Regions from separate parts of the Homo sapiens genome. Here regions 2 and 3 are each linked to region 1. The links are chromatin contacts, found by Hi-C or POLR2A ChIA-PET in ENCODE. All regions are on one chromosome and are shown on one strand. Each heading gives the region's core, a stretch centred on a gene start or an enhancer-like site at or near the end of the contact. The rest is flanking DNA. Distances are from core to core; before and after follow the strand shown. Region 1 overlaps SHOC2 (SHOC2 leucine rich repeat scaffold protein). Region 2 overlaps RBM20 (RNA binding motif protein 20). Region 3 overlaps RBM20 (RNA binding motif protein 20).

The links. A loop is a pair of places that touch in the nucleus more often than their neighbours do. ChIA-PET counts read pairs that join two places held with the same protein, here RNA polymerase II (POLR2A). Pooled maps may share reads with other maps.
Region 2: a map of CD4-positive, alpha-beta memory T cell shows a loop between it and region 1 (5-fold over the local background). The contact joins two enhancer-like sites. A Hi-C loop is called at or near these places in 8 of 168 maps with a recorded cell type or tissue (CD4-positive, alpha-beta T cell, CD4-positive, alpha-beta memory T cell, CD8-positive, alpha-beta T cell and 3 more), 8 of 37 single-sample maps with no recorded cell type and 14 of 50 pooled maps. POLR2A ChIA-PET finds 5 or more read pairs at or near these places in 2 of 52 experiments (OCI-LY7 and activated CD4-positive, alpha-beta T cell).
Region 3: a loop to region 1 is called in a pooled map, with 3 times the contacts of the local background. The contact joins two enhancer-like sites. A Hi-C loop is called at or near these places in 2 of 37 single-sample maps with no recorded cell type and 8 of 50 pooled maps. POLR2A ChIA-PET finds 5 or more read pairs at or near these places in 3 of 52 experiments (HepG2, T-cell and activated B cell).

Annotation. Positions count from the first base shown.
Region 1 is chr10:110,991,129-110,996,010 of GRCh38, reverse strand. The region is part of intron 3 of SHOC2 (SHOC2 leucine rich repeat scaffold protein); the gene reads right to left. Among named protein-coding and RNA genes, the nearest start is that of MIR548E, 4.6 kb to the right of the region's middle. Within about 2 kb of position 2,775, at least 3 of the 41 ENCODE cell types and tissues checked have a DNase peak (open chromatin) inside an H3K27ac peak, as active enhancers do.
Region 2 is chr10:110,743,676-110,748,557 of GRCh38, reverse strand. All of the region lies in intron 1 of RBM20 (RNA binding motif protein 20), which reads right to left. It overlaps LOC124902498 (a long non-coding RNA gene), which reads left to right. Exons shown (of 3, transcript XR_007062286.1): 3 at 2,789-2,864. Among named protein-coding and RNA genes, the nearest start is that of RBM20, 100 kb to the right of the region's middle. Within about 2 kb of position 2,482, at least 4 of the 41 ENCODE cell types and tissues checked have a DNase peak (open chromatin) inside an H3K27ac peak, as active enhancers do.
Region 3 is chr10:110,800,737-110,805,618 of GRCh38, reverse strand. The region is part of intron 7 of RBM20 (RNA binding motif protein 20); the gene reads right to left. Among named protein-coding and RNA genes, the nearest start is that of PDCD4-AS1, 68 kb to the left of the region's middle. Within about 2 kb of position 2,823, at least 22 of the 41 ENCODE cell types and tissues checked have a DNase peak (open chromatin) inside an H3K27ac peak, as active enhancers do.

The DNA.
Region 1 (4,882 bases), core at 1,526-4,025:
TAAAAGAAGTATGAACAAAATCTCTGAATGTTTAGAGATGGGGGAGACAACTTCCAACACAAAGGATCAAAGCTGGCTTTATAAAGAAAGTGAAAAAGTTAATCTTAGAAAGAAGGAACATCTCTGTCTCTAGGAACAGGAGAGAATGAACAAAAGATAAGCAAAGAGGGAAAATAAATGTAGAAGTAAGAAGTCTGGGCACTTTACACTGTAAGGGTCATCTTCTCCATAAAGAGAACACATAAGCTAAATTGTGAAAAAAATGAGTATGGTGGTTTTAAGTTTTAGATAGCCATCCTGTGACATTTGATAAAAAGAAATGAAAAAGATACCTAGGAAGCAGCAGTAAGAGCCATCTGAGGGTAATCAGCAGGGACTTTACCATAACATTTGTGAAGTAACTTGTCACAGTCACCAGCTAGTTGGTGAATCCAACTTGGTTGGCTCCCTATCAACAAATCTGCCTTCAAGATCTTCATTGACTTTGCTCCACTTAGCTTGTTTCCTTGTCACAGAACCATGCTGTGCTCATTCTCACCTTCATGCTGTTTGACTGTCCTCACTGTTGTGCTCATGGACTGCATTTTTCTTCCATACTGAGTCCAATGCATTTGTTCATTGAGCCATTCTTAGTCATTTTATCAAGCTCTTACCGACCTCTCTGTAAACTGGATATACCAGCACACTGTTTTCACCGTAAGTTGGCAATTAATTATATTTGGTCTTATGTTAACTGTTTCATGGATTAGTTATCTCCCTCACCAGACTGAAAACCCAGTAAGTGAGGAGCTTTGCTATACTTCTCTCCACAGAATTGGTTTCAGTGCTAAGCATACAATAGGCATTAATTCATACTTTCTTAATAATTACAGAAACTAAAACATTTCATTATTTATCCTCCTTTCCATTAGGAACAAGATACAAAAAATTATATGAAAGGCCCATAAAAATCTATTTTCTTCAACCCATTCTTATTTTATAAAATAGCATGTCTATGAAACACAGACTTTATTGGACATAATTGAAAAATATATATGTTCATCTGGTCTATCTGAATACAAATTAATCATTCTACAAATATTTGCAGGAATTTTTCTGGGATACCCAACTTCTGAGCAGTCCATGCTTAGGTATCAGCCGGGAAGGAACTACTAACAATTCCAACTTTCTGCATTCCTCCCACCCCACCACATCACTTTTAGTTATAAAATATATAAATGTATCTTCCTATTTTCCTTAGATAACCATGGTTTATAGTCTGATACATACCTATTGAGACCTGTCTCTAAACACTTATTTATATGTATAAAAATACAGGGATTTCTTATGTTTATGTGTTTGCTTTCATATAAATGAGATCATTCTATATGCTTCTCCCCTCCCCCATATAACAGATGATAGAAATATTTTTATGCTGAGTAAACACAGATATACCTCATTCTATTTAACCATTGTAAAGTGTTTCATGTCATGTGTACCATTATCTCTCCAATCATTGCTCAACTGATGGCATTTAATTTTTTAAAAAAGAATTATGTAATGAATACCCCTAGACATGTATCTTTGTGCACATGTGAAAATATTTATGTGTCAGATGATATAGATATTTAAAATTTTAATAAATAACAAAAGGCTATATCATTTTTATTTCCACTAAGAGTGAAGAATAGCCCCCATTTACTCACATCCTTGTAAAATGGGGAGGGATGGTATCAACATTTTATCCCTTGCCTATTCCATTCCTATGGCCACTGCTACAGCAAGGCCAGCAGAAGTGAACATTTTCCTCCAAGTAGTGATCATGTCTGATTACAAAGAACTTCAAAACCTTCTGATAAAATTTTAATTTCCTGTATGCAGCTGCAGATAAAATGAGGCAGCTAACCTTTAAAAAAAAAAATGGAAGTAAACAAGACCATCCCTTTTTCTCCTTTACATCACTGCTTTCCCTATGGAAGAAAGTTGATCCATTGTAACAAAATGGCTGAATCTTTCACCAAGGGGTCTTTGAAGTCTGCCATAAGAGGGGAGAATTTATTAACAGAGAGAAGTCTCCATGATCTTACTCCATCAACTGACATGCCTCATTCAATAACCCTTTACAGTATCATGGTAGATAAATACAATATTTTAAATGTTTTTTATTCTCACTGAAAACTAAAAAACTTTCTGTGGTAACAAAGGTTAGTAGGGGAACCAAATTCTAAATGTTTGTCAACTCAAAAGCCTAGTAAATAGAACCAGATTCTTGAAATTTCTCATCCAAAACCAAATAACTCTTAAGTTTCTCACTTTTAAAACCAGAGTAGGTTCCTAGAATTTAAAAATTACAAAATAAAAATAATGTAGCCAAATTGCTACATGACATTATCTAGTACCAAAACCAGTAGTAATTTAAATTAAAAGGTACCTCCACCTTTCTTGGATCTAAATTTTTTGCTTTTTGCTGGGGCGGAAGGGGTTGAATTTCTAACAATGTAATCTATGAGAATAGGCTGTTCTGATGAAGAAATCTCACATTTGCAAAGGCCCTATCACTTGAGACCACTGGCAAATTCAAAGAGTCATCCACATTTTGCCAAAGTCCATTACTCTCAGCTAAATAAAAAAGGTTAAAAAAATTAAGGATGAAATATCAAAACTCTTTTACGCCAGAAGAAAACATCAGAAGTCTGGCATTTATTGTGATTCACCCTCTGCAGTGGTTTCAGCTCTAACCCCTCTCAATGAGTGGTTTTAACCACAAACTAAACTGCAACCTAGAAATCAACACAAGCTTGCTTTAATGTTGAGCCATCTTGACTAAGAAATAAAATCATTGTTGCTGAGCTCCTGTATATAAACGTAGGCTGATCACTGCCAATCACTGGCATTTAGCTTTCAAGTGCTTAACTTTGTCTACAAATTGTTCTGTGCTCCACTTTGACAGCTTGCTTTCTCTTACGCTGTCAGATTTTTAAAATATGGTGAAATCAAATGGCTATGAATTAAAATTAGATTCTTTCAATTTCAGCAAATATAACCAGCAACTTTAGTTTAATTTAGTATAACTTTCGAGTAAGACTAATTTAAATGATCATAATCTTATTTTAACAAAGTAGCAAAAAAAATAGTAGGAAAGACTCAGGGTTGGAAGGATGAAATGTCAAAGGTACCATTATTTTTTCAGAAACATTAAACTGAAAGCAAACTGAAAAGTAAGCAACACAGAAATTCCTGAATGTTAAAAACCCAAAGAACACCACCATTAAAAAGAAAACTAGTAAAGTTGTTATACATACGCTGCACTGTAATTACCTAAAACCCAATTACTAAAATGACTAAAATGCTACTTGTTGATATAACCATAATTAATGTAACATTTCTTCAGAGCCCAGTGCAACAAAAAGGCTTCTGTGAATTGTTCTGCACTCCAGCCTTGAAGGCAAGGTTTTGTGGCACAGTTCTCTCCTAATCTCATTTTGAGAAGAAATACAAAGTAAAGTATTTTTTCCTACTTCGGACTGTTTCTTCCCTGGATTACATAAAACTACCAGAGGTACCAGAAGGCTTTAAAAAACATCAGGTTCATACTTTAAAACAAAATAACTGTTGGAATAAAGCTTAATATTTTCTTCTGTTCATAGCTAATTTCTGAATGAGAAAATATTCATATAAAATAATACTTTTTTTATTCAACAAGGCAGACTAACAGTTAAATCAGAGAAACTATAAATATGTATTTAAGCACTCTCTTACTTAACTGCAACTTGGTAATCCCCAACCCATTTCCTTCTGTCTCTTCCTCACATCCTATGAGTTGTCAGCGATACTAGCTTCTCAGCCTGGAAGTAAATGGCAGTAATTATCACAGGGGAGTGATAGTTACTCCAGGAATGTTCATGTTAAATAAAGAAAAAAGTAAAAAACATTCTGGTCTACTTATAAGAAAAAAGAAAAAAAGGAAAAGGCAAGTAAATACAGTGATTTCTGGGAAGTGATTTTAAGACAATACAAGATTTGATTTTCAGTTACAAGTTTAGGGCAAGATTCTTTAGTCCAAGGAAAAGAGAGTGGGCAGCTGCTTCCAGACTAGCATCAACTCTGCAGAACAGGTGTTGGGCTTTCTGTTTGTTTTTCATTTTAAGTTATACTTTCTCAGAACTAGAGTAGGATTTAAAAAAGGAGAAGTATCAGGAGAACCATAATTCAATTAAGTTTCCACTACTTAGGGTAAATTCTTCATCTTCAATAAATGAGAGTGAAAATCTCAAAGGTCAATTAAAACTGTTGAAATTTTTAACAGACCAAGACCCAAACGTCAAAGTTTCCCACCAAACCTCAATCTTCTGCTACATCATCAAAATACTAGGACTGGAAAGGATGGAGAAAGATAAAGTAATTATTTTAATAAACATGGTAATCGATAAATGACTACAATATCATAAAAAGTTTCAATAAATATTACTAATTTACTTTGCCATTTACTCAGAGTAACAGCTGTACTATACTTGGTGACAACCATCAAAGCATATAAAAGTAAATGCAATGTTATTTAAAATTTTCTTGTTGTTAATGTTTCAGTTCTCATTGATTTCCAATTTGTAATACTGTAATCTGGCCCTATAGAATAAGCTAGAGGTGAGGCATATGTGTTATTCTAGGATAACATCTAAACTACAAGAGATTAATAATAAAATCAAATGTTTTCATATTAGTAAACACACTTAAAACACAGAAGAATTACCTCCAATAGGACACTAATCCTACTTACTAGAAGACTGTATCATATATCACCACCTATGCTTTCTCTGTTTACCAGGATTATTCATTTCAGTACTTTAATCGCATGCCCCTTTGACTGTTATTTAACAAGTTTGAGATACAGACACATATATAAAAA
Region 2 (4,882 bases), core at 1,233-3,732, 250 kb after region 1:
TTGAGCCCAAGTCCAGTACATTCTCCCTGATGCCTCCTCTGAGTGATCCAGGCCTCGGTAGCCCTTGTTTCCAGACACAACCATGGTACACACCCTGGCATGAAACCCTATCTGCCCCATATCACTCTCTGGTCATTTCATGCACACTGGTTTAGTTCCCCAGGTAGACATACTCTGAGCTCTTTGAGTCCAGGGCCCATGAGCCCTCCCCACAGGGCTCACTGGCTTGACTACTGTTGTGGAAACTGAAAAGCATACCAAATGCTTATTTATATGTTTCACAGTTTTAACTTGCATTTTAGCTAAAATGTTCCCACATTCTTTTGGTTAGCAAAACATAACAGGCTCTCCTTTTGCCACTGATTCAATCTCAGGAAATGCCTTTTCGCCATAGAACTCCTAAACCCATTGCTGCCTATTGTTTTCTCATTAATGAAAAAAAAAGTTAACACTACTTTCTCCACTTACTCATAAAAGTTTCATTTCTCTACTTCAAACACTGTGTGAACATTAAAAGGTGCTATAGGTTGCATTTTAATAGAACAAGACAGTAAATAAAAGCATATGAAATTACAGCCTAGGAGTTTAAACACGTAATATTTCAAAGAAGTTTTACTTCACTTGAAAAAGTTTTCTCTTTCAGAAAGAAAACTTTCTAAAAAGTTTTCTCTTTCAGAAAGAAAACTTTCTAAAAGGCTTTCTCTTGCAGAAAGAAAACTTTCTAAAAAGTTTTCTCTTTCAGAAAGAAAACTTTCTAAAAGGCTTTCTCTTTCAGAAAGAAAACTTTCTAAAAAGTTTTCTCTTTTTAGTGTATTTAGAAATTAGCAAGGAAAACCCAGATTAAAAAGTCATTTAATCTACCTTCTAGCCTTGGATGCATCACTTACTTTTGGTCCCAGCCAAGTACCTCAAACCCTGGGTGTTAGTTTTCTTATTCACAAAATGGAAATAAAAGTGTCTTCCTGTTAGTCTTAGAGAAGCATTGTAACCCACGATTAAGACAACAAACAAGAAAGTGAGTAGTAAAGGGCAGAGCCCTGACTATAAGGGAGAAACTTGGGACAGAGGATCTCTGAGTCCAGAAAGGGAAGAAAGGAGGTGGCAATGACTGTCTCTCCCCATCCTTGGCTCCAGGTCTCTGCACCACTGATCACCTAGTCTAGCAGGTGCTTTGAGCCTGGGCAGGATCTGTGGAAGTGGCCAGTGGATCTGAAGGGGGTTGAGAAGCCAGTGCTACCCTGCCAGAATGACCCCCCCCCCCAAAAAAAGAGTTTTTAAAATCAATGCTCAACTTTTCTCCCAAATGATGATGCAAATACCAGTAATACACAAGCAGGTGGAGGTTATTTTTAGTGAGGGTATTTTTTTAACTTTCTATTCTGAAATACTTATAGACTTGCAAGAAGTTGCAAAAATAGTACAGAAAGGTCTATGTCCTTATCTCCTATCTTCCCCAATGATAACATCTTATATCACTATATTACATGATCAAAACCAGGAAATTGACACTGGCACAATACAATGGACTAGACTGCAGGCCTTAATCAAATGTTATCAGTTTTTGCAGACACTGTTATACAAACAACTATAATGGTGCAGAGGGTAGAAAAAAGAAAAAGAAGTGGTATAGAATTATTTACATCACTAGGATGAAATCAATACAATGTAATTTCGATAGACAATTCATGAGTATGCAAACAATTTTTTTATTACAAACGATATTTTTCTTCATGATTGAGTCCATTGTGATGGGATGATATTTGCAGCATCTTACTCCAGTCCCCCATTTGGGGAGGTGAAGAAATTTCCCACAACAGTTCTAGAAGAGTCAGGGAGAAAGAGGCATCCAATGCCCATTGCAACCCTAATCCCAGACCCTCTCCATAGGTAGCACTGCCTGCTCCCAATCCAGCTGTGCAAAATCATAGAATTCCCACAGCTTGAAGGGCATCTCCAGGTGGAATTTGGTGCCGGCCTTGAAATACTCGGGGTCGACTGAGCAATGCCACCATCTGGTGGTCAGACAAAGAACTAAGGAAAGCAGTGGCAGCTCTCCATTTGTGGGTCTTACCAGTTGAGCAACCTTTTAAATCTATTCCAGGAGGCTCTACTTAAGGTACAGCCATACTAAATGTTGTAATAAAGAATGTTTCGTAATGAGAATAACCACTCTACAGTGGATTAAATATGGCCACAAATTCCTGGAAGCCCCTCCCATTAAGACATGAGTCTATTTCCCTATCCTTTGAATCTGGGCTGGGCTCTTGACTTGCTTTGAAGCAGAATGCACAGGAAGAGATGCTGTGTAACTTCCAAGCCTCTACCTCAATTGGCCTCAGAGTTTGCCCCTCACCCTCTTGGAAGACTGCCACTTTGTGAACAAGCCCGCACCAGCCTCCTTCAGCATGAGATTCTAGTGGAGAGAGAATCTCCATTTCTCCTGAGGTCCCACGCATATGAATTCCAGCCGAATCGCTACCAAACGTGGTGATGAGCGAGCCCAGGCAAGAACAGCTGAAGGCAACTCAAGTCATAACCCACAGAATCATGAGAAATAATAAAGGGTTCTAAATCATTAAGTTCTGGGGTGGCTTATAATGGAACAGATTTGAACATTCTCAAATTATTGTTTAAAAAATCTGTACTGTGGACAAGCTTAAGGTTTATTATTACTATTTTAAACTAGATTACTAGGCAGGGCATACATCGCTATTTCCATATGGTAAACCTTGCTTGTTGCATGCATTTTGAATATACGGCATACTTTGATTTTCCTTTGCATTTTCAGCCCTCCTCACATGTTATCACGCATTCATTCATCAAACACCAAGCATGTTGAAAGTGACAGCTCCTGGAGTAGGCACTAAGGATGTGACATTGAATTGGATATGACGGCTACTCCTGAGAAGCTCATGGCTATTGGAGAAGATACGTATGCAAATGCTGAGTGACCACTCCCAGTGGAAGCAAGACAAGGGGCTAAGTTAGTCAGGACCCAATAAAGAAAAGAGAAACCACTCCAAATCCCTTGGAGAATTTAATCCAGAGAATTTATCAAACAGACAAGAAGGTACACAAAAGCTAGTGGGGACAGGAGTAGCAATAGAGCCCTGGAAGATCCCCAGCCACTGTCAGACAGCCAGCCACAGAGGAGGGGGAGAACCACCCTGGCATCCCTCTCCGACCACCCTGCAGTCTCACCCCAGAGGCTTGCACTGTTCAAACCCAGCAGGCGCCTGGAAATGCAGCCTGCAGGGATCAAATCCCTGGGATGTGGAGCACAGGAGGGGAAGAACAAGGCTTATGACTTGCCATGGTGGTATTCAGGCTAGAAAGTCTTTACAGCAGAGGCAGTGGCTGGGCCAAGCCTTGACACTTAGAAGAACTGGACTCTATTTGGAGATGTTTTGCAGTCACATTTGGGTTTGCCCAGGAGAAACAGGGATGAAAAAGCAGAGGGTTTGTATTCAAGCAACTGCTTACAACATTGACCCAAACAACAGTAACCACGAGGAGAGTGACAGTGCATAAGAAAGATGCCAGCACCCCCAGGGAGGAAGTGCTGGAGTTCCGGAGAGGCAGAAGTAACCTCTCGCTCTTGGCTCCTTTTGGTGCTGGGAGGACAGTAAGGTCAAGGCCATCCCTTCAGCTGTCCTGAACACAAGCCTCTTGACCCACATGGTGGCCGCTATGTTTCACCATGAGCCAAGCAAAGGACCAAGATGGATTCATTGCCTTTGTTCGAAATATAACTGAGTCTTCATATCAGCAGATTTCTTTCCTTGTCTTCTTGGTACAAGTGTACATATCTTTAGATTTCTTATTTCAGTAGCTAAATATACATCTAAACTCATTTGAAATGAAATAGGGACTGGCTCTTTCACATTCTAAAGTATGGTTTGCAAACTTCAGCAGGCCTCAGACACACCTGGAGGGCTTGTTCAAACACAATATCACTAGCATCCACCCCCAGAGTTTCCGTTCAGTAAGTCTGGAGGAAGGTTTGAGAATCTGCGTTTCCATCAAGTTGCTAGGTGGATATTGCTGCTGGTGCAGGACCACACTTTGGGAACCAATGTTCAAAGGTATTAACTTTCCTCCAAGTTCTTTTATTTTATATATCAACCCACCTTCACCTTTCATCACCTTGGTAGTGGCGTTTCCCAGCCACAAGCATCAGCCCGGTGCTGGTGAAACTACAGCTCCCAGTCACTCCCCTGGAGATTCTGAGGGCCTGGAATGCTACCTTCAAGGGCCCCAGGAGAGTCACATCAGGGTGACAGAAACCACAGGCATCCTGCAAACCTACTGTGTGCCAGGCACTGTGCTTGACAGTGATTGACAGGCGCTATTTCGTGTGATCTTCCTTATACTTCCGCTTGCATTTCCTCTGTATAGAGAGGTATCTGAGGCACTGAGAGGTGAAGGAGTTTGCCCAGTGCCACACAGCCAGCAAGTGGAAGAGCTGAGGCTCAAACTCAGGAAATGTGACACCACCCTGTCACTGTACTCCCAATCATTCTACTCTATTTCTTCCTAAAGAAAAGGGGACTGGAGCCCCCACCAGGATCACTGAAAAATTTCTCTAGTGAAGAGAAGCTGATCTCTTCCAACAAGGAACACCAAATAAAAATAAAAGGACAGCTGGGCACCGTGGCTCACACCTGTAATCCCAGCACTCTGGGAAGCTGAGGTAGTCGGATCACCTGAGGTCAGCAGTTCAAGACCAGCCTGGCTAACATGGTGAAACCCCATCTCTACTAAAAATACAAAAATTAGCCGGGTGTGATGGTGCGCATCTGTGGTCCCAGCTACTCAGGAGACTGAGGCATGAGAATCGCTTGAACTGGGAGGCAGAGGTTGCAGTGAGCTGAGTTTGTGC
Region 3 (4,882 bases), core at 1,574-4,073, 190 kb after region 1:
CTCCACCAGTGAAGGTGGGTTAATGAGGCCCATCTGGCATCCACCAAAAGCCTCAGGGCATGGCAGGCTACACCCGTAAAAGTCACAGAGTGCTTGGCCAACATGAAGGGAGCTGCTGGAAAGTTTCATGCCCTCTGACAACTCCACACCTGTTTTACACACTTCAAGAGTCCTGGGAAGACACTGAAACCTTCTAGATGAGCCCAGAACTCATCTGAGCCAGATCCTGTCAAGGCAGCCCTGACTGTTTCAACATTACCAGGCTTTCTAGGCTCGACATCATCACTCACCCGACTCCTGCCTGGAAGCTCTGTCTCTCTTTAGCTAATTCTCCCCTTCTTCAAGGCCTTGTTTAGGAATCTCTTCCCTTTTTCACACCCCTCAGTCACACTGCCTTTTGCCATGGAACTTCTGGTAGCTCCTGTACTTATGCACTCATGTTTAAATCTTGTGTAATTTTGCACAAGAATAATTTGTCTCCCAGTTGGAGAGTGAACTCTTCCCAACTGAGAACCATGTCTTGTATTGCTTTGTAACTATCAGCACATAGAGAAGACTCTCAATCATCTTCCCAACTGAGAGCACCATGGACCATTCACAAGACTGCTTCCCAGGGCCAGAAGCCCTCTCTGTAGCGAGGAGGCTGGCAAGACCAATGGCTCTGAAACCAGACCCTCTGCCCTCAAAAGCACCTGGGAGTCTCATTCCCACCCGAAGCCTATTGAAGAGAATCTCTGGGCAAGAGGACTCCCCCCACAAAAAATCCCCTGATGACCCTCTGATGAAGTGACTGGGAGACACTGGTTTAAATTATTCCAAGTTCACTTCTGCATCAGAGAGATTATGATTCCATACTTATTGACGAAGTTTCCATAGAACAACCCAGAATATATTCCAATCATCTTGTCCAGGTCTGCAGGAAGAAGGCTACTCACTTTTTGTTGTTCCTTCAGATTTTCTCTTTCTTATTCATTTTGCATATTTATTAAACATCTATCATGTGAAAGGTTCTGCCTCAAATAAGCTGAGGAACTCCCTTGCCACAGGAAGTATATGGGGAGATAAGATATGTGCATGAAGAAATATTCAAGAGAGGAAATGAAAAATACCTTAAAATCTCTCCCTTCTCTCCCTATACTTTACCTGGTGAGCAAAAGATAAAGTTAGAGGAGAAAGAGCAATCAGAATTTCTCCCCACCTCTGCAAACCCTGGTGGGACCTCATATGCAGCCCCTTTGGCCCAGAGACACACATGGATACAGTGTTTGCCCTCTACCTTCCCGGTAGCCACTCTCCCTCCTCCTGATAGCAGCTGTTCCTCCCTCATCTTGCTCCAGAGCTCTAGGTGGGTCTCTGTCCCAGCTCTGAGGATGTAGCAGATGACACAGGTCCAGCCAATCACAGCATGGCCTAGCCCTGGCCAGAGATCAATTCAGGAATGTGCACCTGTGCTAAGCTAGTCCAGTCAGAGCGACTCTCTCTCAAAAGTCTCAGGACTTTTGTGGGAGCTTCTAGGAAAAAACTCTGGCTTTCTCTTGTTGAAGGAAAGGGAAGGGGGAGAAAGAGCTGCTGAGGTCACTGTAGCCATCATGCCACCTAGAGGAGAGAGCCTGGGCTGCTACGGCCCATCCCAGGGAGCCCCCAGTAAACAAAGCCAAAAGAGCAGAAGGCAGCGTGGAGAGAAACCAAGTCCTAATGAGGGTCTCTGGGTCCTGAATCCAGCCGCACCTGCAGCCAGATCTACTCCTGGACGTTTCATTTACATGCATCCATAAATTCTTTTTTTTTTTTTTTTTTTTTTTTTTTGCTTAAGCCAACAGGCTTAATGGAGATGAATTTCTGTTACGTGCAGACAGAGTGGCAGCTGATTCATATCAACATAGGGACCATAAAGCATGCATTACTATGTAGTTGAGACATACATTAAGTTGTTTTCACATCTGTTATTCCATGCGACCTTCACAATGCCTTAAGAGGGAATATGGCAGCTTGGGGAGCAGAAAAGCCCTGCTAAAGATCAGAAAATAATGTGTTCTGCGCCCTTTCTATTCAAAGTGTTCTCCGAGGACCACCAGCAGCAGCATCTCCTGGGACCTCGTTAGAAATACGCAATAACAGCACTACCCTAGATATGCTGAATCAAAGTGAGTTTTCACAACATCACCAAGTGATCTGTATGCACACTGAAGCTTGAGAAGCTCTGTTAGAATACTATCTCTGCGGCTTCTTGGCTGGGTGACTATAAGCAAATTACCTGATTTCTCAGGTTTTTTTCACATAGACAACAGAGATCATGATAACACACTATAACAATGCAGCTTTAGTGCAAAACCAAAACAGCACTAAGTTTTAATCATAGCTCTTCCAGTAGCTAAGTACAATCCTGGGCAAGTTCCTGAATTTCTATTAGCTTCAGATTCCTCATCTGTAAAACTGAGATAATAATACCTGTCTAACAGGACTGATGTCAGGATTAAATAATGTATGTAAACTTCTTTGCCCCAGAGTACCGGGACTCAATTAAAGGTATACATTATTGTTATTGTTGTACTCTTATAATTACTGCTATTATACACCCTACACACTTCACAGGGTACAGTGATTACGAGACTGAAAAGATAATGTATGAAAAAAAATACTTAAAGCCAAATAACTCAAAGTATAGTCCTTTCCTGATCTGTAAACTGAGGTTCACAGAGGTTAAGCAACTTTTCTAAGCTCACTAAAGCAGGAAGCGGTAGAGCCCAGGCTGACATCACCATCTTCCAATCTAGGATAGGTCACATGGTTGTCAGTGGTTCTTTGTTTATTTGCTTTTTCTCCCACCAGACTGAGCTCCTCGCCAGCTTGCTACTTCTCCCTCCATGGCACCTGGCCCAGTTCCACCCACGGTGAGCACTCAGTGCACATTTGCTGAAAGCAAAACTCGACCATCTGACCTCTTTAACCCATGTTTTTTGCACCACCCCAAACTATCTCCCTCAGGAAGGTATTGCTATGCTTTGGTACTTTAATTTAAGAAGCCAATTACTGCCGTTAATCCTAATTAGAAACTTATGACAACATCTCATTTGGAGACCAAAGCTCTACTGGGAACTTAGTGTAGAAATTCAATTCCAGCCCCCAGGGAAGAATCCAGGAGACCAGGAACTTTGGTTGGATATAGAATGGGGTGGGATGCTTACTTGTCTGAAAGAAGCAATATACTTTTATTAGGAAAAAAAAAAAAAAAAAAGCCAGGTTCTGCCTGAAGGAGAACTGTTAGTAAAGGAATTTCAGAGGCAATGATGCAAGCAAAGCAGATTCAGGACTCTGGAAGCTGGTTGACACAGTGCCCATCTACATATGGAGACTTGTCAGAATGCCAGTCCTAGCCAGAAACATCCACTAAGCCTTTGTCTTCTAACTTCAACCTTGAAGGTGGATTAAGGCCTGTGGGTCTTAGACAAAATGGACCCTAAGTCAATGTGGAATGAGCTAAAGTGAACGGGAAAATCCCTATTAAATGGAACAGTAGAAAGCACAAAATAAGAGGGTAGATTCAAACACTAATACAGCATTAATTACAAGAAATCCAAATAGACTACGTGCTCCAGTTAAGAGAACTCCTGCAAACCAATAAGAAGACACAATGCAAAAGAAAAGCATGGGCAGATGACCTGAAAAGAAACAGCCCATCAGAGAAGATCCAGATGGAACAGCCAACAAACAGATGAAAAAGTGCTCAATCTCCATGCGCAATTAGGGGAATAAAATATAAAACTGTGATAAACTGGCCAGGCACGGTGGTTCACGCTTGTAATCCCAGCACTTTGGGAGGCTGAGGCGGGCAGATCATAAGGTCAGGATATTGAGACCATCCTGGCCAATATGGCGAAACCCTGTCTCTATTAAAATACAAAAAAAAAAAAAAAAAAAGTAGCCAGGCATGGTGGTGTGTGCCTGTAGTCCCAGCTACTCGGGAGGTGGGGAAGGAGAATTGCTTGAACCTGGGAGGTGGAGATTGCAGTGAGCCAAAATTGCACCACTGCGCTCCAGCCTGGTGACAGAGCAAGACTCCGTCTCAAAAACAAAACAAAACAAAACTGTGATAAACCATGATACTCTCCCACGACAGGCAAAAATTTAAAAGTTGGACAAGACAATGTGTTAGCAAGAATGTGGACCATTGAAAACTTTTTTTTTTTTTTTGAGACGGAGTTTCACTTTTGTTGCCCAGGCTAGAGTGCAGTGGCACAATCTTGGCTCACTGCAACCTCTGCCTCCCAGGTTAAAGCGATTCTCCTGCCTCAGCCTCCCGAGTAGCTGAGATTACAGGCGCCTGCCACCACGCCTGGCTAATTTTTGTATTTTTAGTAGAGACGGGGTTTCACCATGTTGGCCAGGCTGCTCTTGAACCCCTGACCTCGTGATCCACCCACCTTGGTCTCCCAAAGTGCTGGGATTACAGGGGTGAGCCACCACGCCCGGCCGAAAACTCTAATACACTACTAGTAGGAGTATAAATTTGAGACAACTAATTTTGGAAAGAGCTTGCTATCATCTAGGAAAGTTGAGGTAAGCATGCCTTATGATGCAGCTATCTCAATCTTAGTTATGTATGTACCTCTAGTTATATGCTCAAGTGCATATATACCAGGATGACATGTTTGAGAAGGTTCAGATTAGCCTTGTCCCTAAAACAACTCAAATGTCCATCAACAGTAGAATGGATAAACTGTATAGCCATACAATGGAAATGTATATAACAATGAAAATAAATAGACATGCCCAACAACATGGATGGCATCATGTTGAATGAAAGAAGCAAGATCTGTAAGAACACAGCATAATTCCATTTATATAAAGTTCAAAAACAGGCAAAACTAAACCATAATGTTTA